Regions from separate parts of the Homo sapiens genome. Here region 1 is linked to region 2. A link is a loop called in an ENCODE intact Hi-C map of the cell type or tissue named here. Cell type or tissue: Panc1. All regions are shown on one strand. Links, peaks and the distances in the headings refer to the core of each region. The heading gives the core; the rest is flanking DNA.

The links. Peaks named below come from ENCODE experiments on the same cell type or tissue, not always from the same donor. Only the 100,000 strongest peaks of a DNase experiment are listed, where the experiment ranks them.
Region 1: it touches region 2 in a loop (1.8-fold over the local background); 3 of 110 quality-filtered maps call a loop at or near these places.

What each region holds. Positions count from the first base shown.
Region 1 is chr2:234,187,707-234,190,622 of GRCh38, reverse strand. No RefSeq gene overlaps it. Among named protein-coding and RNA genes, the nearest start is that of SPP2, 140 kb to the right of the region's middle. In Panc1, for the core only: a CTCF peak has its summit at 1,268; no DNase peak of the experiment used is centred there; H3K4me3 peaks cover 406 bases; H3K27ac peaks cover 2,500 bases.
Region 2 is chr2:234,248,074-234,250,989 of GRCh38, reverse strand. No RefSeq gene overlaps it. Among named protein-coding and RNA genes, the nearest start is that of SPP2, 200 kb to the right of the region's middle. In Panc1, for the core only: a CTCF peak has its summit at 1,766 (motif pointing right); no DNase peak of the experiment used is centred there; H3K27ac peaks cover 2,500 bases.

The DNA.
Region 1 (2,916 bases), core at 274-2,773, 60 kb after region 2:
GAAAGTCTTTGTATTTCTGCTTATCAGGGTTATTTCTGAAAATGTTGCTTGATTAATCTGTTTCAGGGAAAGATGAGTTAAACTGTCTCATACAGTTGATTTGCCTATTTCTCTGCCATTTCATCAATTTTTGCATCTTAGATTTTGAGGTTGTGTTGTTTGATGCCTATAAGTTTGTGAGAGAGATATACTTTTCATTCTTTTGAACCTGTTACAAACATACAAATGAAAAACATCCTTCTTTGCTCCTTATAATGTTTTTAACTTAAATCCATTTTATCAGATATTGAAGTTTTTACTTCAGCTTTGTTCTGGCTTGTAATGAACTGCTTAATTTTTTATAATTCTTTCATTTTCAAGCATTATGTATCCTTTTCACTTAAGGGTCTTTTGTAGACAACATATTGTTGCAAATACCAAAGGCCAAGCCTTCATGACCCAATCAACTTACGGAGAGATAAGGACTGACTTCAGAGTGGACAGTCCTGAGCTGCCCAGGCAGTGGCATCCTGCCTGTTGCCACCACAACGTTCGTTTTCTCTTCTGGTCAGGAAGAAGCAGCGGAAGGGGCAGTCCCTGGGGTTAAAATTGATCAAATTTGTTGACTTGGAGGAGGGTATGAAGACGGGACTGACCAAGAGAGGCTGGGCAGCTGCCACCTGTTCCAATCAGTCTCCTCAGCACCCACCCAGCAGGAATTTTGCCTTGCCCCATGGTATCCTATCCTTATACAAAATCAGCCAAAGATGGCCTCTGTGTGTTGGCCTCAAGTTTGTTTATTTCTTCACTGCAGGCTGAGACCCGTTAGCTCAAAAACTTGTTGGTGCCAAACTCAGATTTGTACACATCCAATTACTTTAAAAATAGCCCAGGCAAGCAAATTTTTAGCCATGTAGAACCTGCCTGCATGCATATCCTGTGGAACCTCACCAGAACTTGTTCTTTATTGATAGAGTTACAAGGCCATGAGCCTATACTGCTTTTCAGACGAGATCAGGCACGTTCAGGGTGTTATGGCTGTAGACCCATACTGCTTTTCAGAGTTCTCTGACCCAGAGGATCTGCTGTGCTGCTGAGCAGCATCACCTAGACATGGAGGCCCCCTCTTCCGTCCCCCTCTGGGCTAGGAGTCCCTTGCTTCCCTCCCCTTGCAAGTAGTGACTCTGCAAAATCCTGCTGTGAGGGGCATTCTCCACATGCAAAGTTGTCAAAGTATCCCCAGACAAAGCTTGTGTGTGCTACTGCCCCATGTGGTTATATCTTTTTCCTTGGTTAGCCCCTAAATCCCTCGAACCTTTATTCCGGTCAACGCTGGAAGCAATGGCCCAGGCAGTGGTTACAATGTCTGCAGTAAAGTGGCAGATAGTGACTGTGCCAAGGGTATGCTAGCAGGATTTGAGAAGCTGTTCTCTAAGCCATCCTCTTGCTGCTGCCTCTTCCTATCTTCCATGCCAGGCTAAGACTTCCACCTGCCCCAGACGTAGTTTAAGGAAGCATCTGCCCTCCTCCCCAGGGGCTTCTCTTCGTTTCACTGGTAGTGTTAAAAACATGATTTATTTCTTTGCTTGCTCTCTGGCTTTTACCAGTTAAAAGAACATTTTTTTTTCTGTTATCAAAGTAATACTCAGGTTTTTTTTAAAGTAGAGAAACTTTAAAAAGTGGAAGAAAATGCAAATATTTTTATCATCCGAGACATGCACAGTTAACAGTTGGGTGCATTTTCTTCAAATCTTTTTTCTATTCATTTTTTGTTTTAAAGTTATTATGATCATGTGGTACATTCAAAATTGTGCATAATGACATTCAAGTCTATTTTTCCCTGCTTATAAAGAAATTGCAGGCTCATCACAGAAAAGCTGCTTCTTGGTGATGTATTGACTGTTCTCATCAAAAAAATATCCAAAGATTCAGTCCCATCATTATGAGTTTTGAAGATGCAGAATCTCACCACCCTAGTTTCTGGCAGTGAAAATGGCTATTATGTTGTTCTATGCACTCATGCTTTTTTTAGAGTGAAAAGAAACAGTCTTTTTGTTTAGCTGTTCTCATGGCACAACCACATATAGCTTGGGCATTATTAGCAATGATTAGAACAGAATGGTCATTTTTTAAAATAGTCATCAAGACTGACAAGAGAGTCCATGTGAGTTGAGAAAACAAATGGAAGATGTGGAGTTTTTGTATGTTTCCTTAGACCAAGGATCAGAAGTATCCCTTCCCTCACTATGCCTTGGTAAGACCCTGTAATAGCCTTGACAAGACCCTGAGAAGGGGGATGAAGGACCCAAGTTAATGCTTCCACCAGCCAGGAAGAATGACTGTTCCATCAGAAACTGACAAAACTACAGAACACACCTGTGTGCCTGAAAGGAGAGTCACAACCACACAACACACAAGCCACCTGGAATCCTGAGTTTGTGAGACCCCAGAGGGCCTTTGCTTTTTCAGTGATGTGCTGGAGGCAACTTGTACAAGTTTATGAGACCTGATTTTGTGCAAATCTGCCTGGCTCCATGTGCAGTGAATTGGTACCTTGAAATTAGCTATGGTAGTAGTAGTAACACTACAGAAATTGGCAAATACTACAAGTCAGGTGTTTTTTCCCACTCCCAAAGCCAATTGTTAATCATTTATGAGCACAACACTACCTTTGATGTTCCGAGACAACAGAATGTAGGAAAAACAAGTCTCATATGATGCAGGACTGGCAGAGTCCTTTGCTATACTCATGTGAACTGCAACTCCCCAGGTGCAATCCACCACCAAGAAAGAGCCCACCTCCGTGTCTGCTCTGTGGTTTCCTGAATCTGGTAGAAGTGGGAAGAGAGAAGGAGATGGAGGTGGGAGGTTAGGAGTGGAACATGCTCACTGCCTTAAACAGTCACTCCCATGTACTAAAGGAAATGCTGCCAAATT
Region 2 (2,916 bases), core at 238-2,737:
TTTTAAAATCACATATAAATGACCACCTAGAGCTAACCACACAAGACTTTGCTACTTAGCATTTTCTATCATCCATCTATTTGTATTTTTATTCAAAAATGGATCATAGTTTACATATTATTTTGTAACTGTAGACTAATACTTGACAAGGATTGCTTCTAGCAGTGGTTTAATTAATTCTGCCCCAATTTGCTTAGTTACAGACATATTATACTCAGTTGTAGATCAGAAGATGGTTCTTAGGAAGACTTTGAGGCAAAGAGGTAGAGTGGATTATTGGAAAAGGGTCACGACTCCCCACAAGAGATTGGCCACCCTGTAATGAACTATTTGCGTTTGCAAATACCTCTATCTCTGAGATCCTAGGGTCTCATAGAGTCTTCTCATTTCCTACTTACATGTCTTTGTGGAAACCACATCATCGATAGCATTTTCAGGATAAGCAACTATTCCAGGAGACAAGTATGGAGGTAACTGAATATACTTATATTTTCCCCTCTCTCTTTTTTAATGTTGAGGACATAGCAACAAAATCTATTGATTTTGTGTATGCTGACATCAGTTGATTAAAGTTAGCCAGTAATCCTAATCCACACTGTAATGTGATTCTTTGTTAGTCCTTTTCCCTGTCTCAAGTGTATTTGAGCCTCAGAAAACCTCACGTTTAGGGGTCAACTTTTGCAGGCTTGTAGATCCAAAGTCAGGCCCCTTGTGGGTTCTGGTCAACTTTCTGCATCAGAATAATGAGCCTGAGATGTAAGAGTTGGGGTTGGCATAGAGGGACGAAGAGTGACTACAATGAATAACAAGGTCAAAACAGGCTTCCAAGGTTTCCAGAACCAACCAGCCTCGGGGCTCCAGTAAGTGATTCACATTCCCTTCCCCTTTGTTACAAATGTTTCTCATTGTTGAATACCTTTGACTTGTTAGGGCTGAGCCCTTTTCTCTAAATAGCTGACAGATGAGTTGTCAGTCGAAAAAAATCTTTAATGAGAGAAAGTACTGTTGCCTGGCTTCATGTTCTTAAATTATGATGGTATCTCCTGTCTAATCAGGGCAGAAAGAACGAAAATCTCGGAAAGTTTCTTGACAGGGGACTAAATGGCATGGCACACAGGTGCTCTTGTCGTGCCAAGTCAGAGTTCTTCTCCAAATGCTCTGAGATTGAGTCCGCTCTGCAATTAACCTTCTCCCCTAGCTGTCACTACTACATGTCACATCCAGTCTATGCTGTTATCTGCTGTGTATTTGTGCTGAATGGCTTTCTAGAGGTGGTCCCAGGAAGAACGGTGCAAGCATCCCAAAGCCCTCTGCTCTGATGGGCAATAAATGAAATAGCCAGCATATGCCCTAGAGAGGGCGAAAAAAGTCCATTGCAGGGGACAGTTTCTTAGAGCAATTGACCAAGAACTTGGCACCAGGGAGGAGAACTTTACTGATTCCAGAGTCAGAAGACATGGATGGATGATCTGTTTACATATTACTGAACATTTTATTTTCAATAATTTGCTAACAGTTTTGTAATAAGCATATTTATGCATAAACTTTATGATAAGGATTATTTCCTTGGAAAAAGGCCCAAGAAGGGTTATATACTAGAAAGTATTTTGAGATTATTTATTTAATTACCAGGAGAGTACTGATTTCCTCCTAGCCATTACTTCTTGCCATAAATAAAATATTACTCAATGGCTCCTCAAAATCTTCAGGGATCCGGGCTACATTTATTTTTCTGCTTTGCCATCTTTATTTTTAGCTTGTGCCTTTCTGTCTCATGACCACAAGATGGCTGCTGTGCCTTCCAGGATATGGTATCTCCGTTCCAGATGGGGTGAAAGGTAGGGTTGAGGGCAAAGCTTAGTTTATTACCCCAGGTAAGCCTTCCCCAAGGTCTTTTGCTTATACCCTGTATTAGTCCGTCCTTGCATTGCTATAAAGGCATACCTGAGACTAGGTAATTTATAAAGAAAAGAGGTTTAATTGACTCATGGTTCTGCAGGCTATACAGGCTTCTGCTTCTGGGGAGGCCTCTGGCAACTTACAATCATGGTGGAAGGTGAAGGACAAGCAAGCATCTCTTACCTGGCAGGAGCAGGAGGAAGAGAGCGAAGAGGAAGGTGTCACACACTTTTAAACAACCAGATCTCGCGGGAATTCTATCACAAGACAGCACTAGGGGGATGGTGCTAGACCATGAGAAACACTCCCATTGTGTCTGGAATTGGTGGGTTCTTGGTCTCACTGACTTCAAGAATGAAGCCGCGGACCTTCGCGGTGAGTGTTACGGGTCTCAGAGATGGTGTGTCCAGAATTTGTTCCTTCTGATGTTCGGACATATTCAGAGTTTCTTCCTTCTGGTGGGTTCCTGGTGGGTTTCTGGTCTCGCTGGCCTCAGGAGTGAACCTGCAGACCTTCCCGGTGAGTGTTACAGCTAATAAGGGCAGTGGGGACCCAAAGAGTGACCAGCAGGAAGATTCATGGCAAAGAGCCAAAAAAATCACAGCTTCCACACTGTGGAACAAGACCCCACTGGGTTGCCACAGCTGGTTCCGGCAGCCCGCATTTATTCCCTAATCCGACCCCACCCACATCCTGCTGATTGGTCCATTTTACAGAGCGCTGATTGGTCCATTTTACAGAGCGCTGATTGGTCCATTTTGACAGGGTACTGATTGGTGCCTTTACAAACCTTTGGCTAGACACAAAAGTTCTCCAAGTCCCCACTAGATGAGCTAGACACAGAGCACTGACTGGTGCGTTTACAAACCTTGAGCTAGACACAGGGTACTGGTTGGTGTGTTTACATTCCTCTAGCTAGACATAAAAGTTCTCCAAGTCCCCACTAGACTCAGGAGTCCAGCTGGCTTCACCTCGGGGATCCCGCACCAGGACCGCAGGCGGAGCTGCCCACCAGTC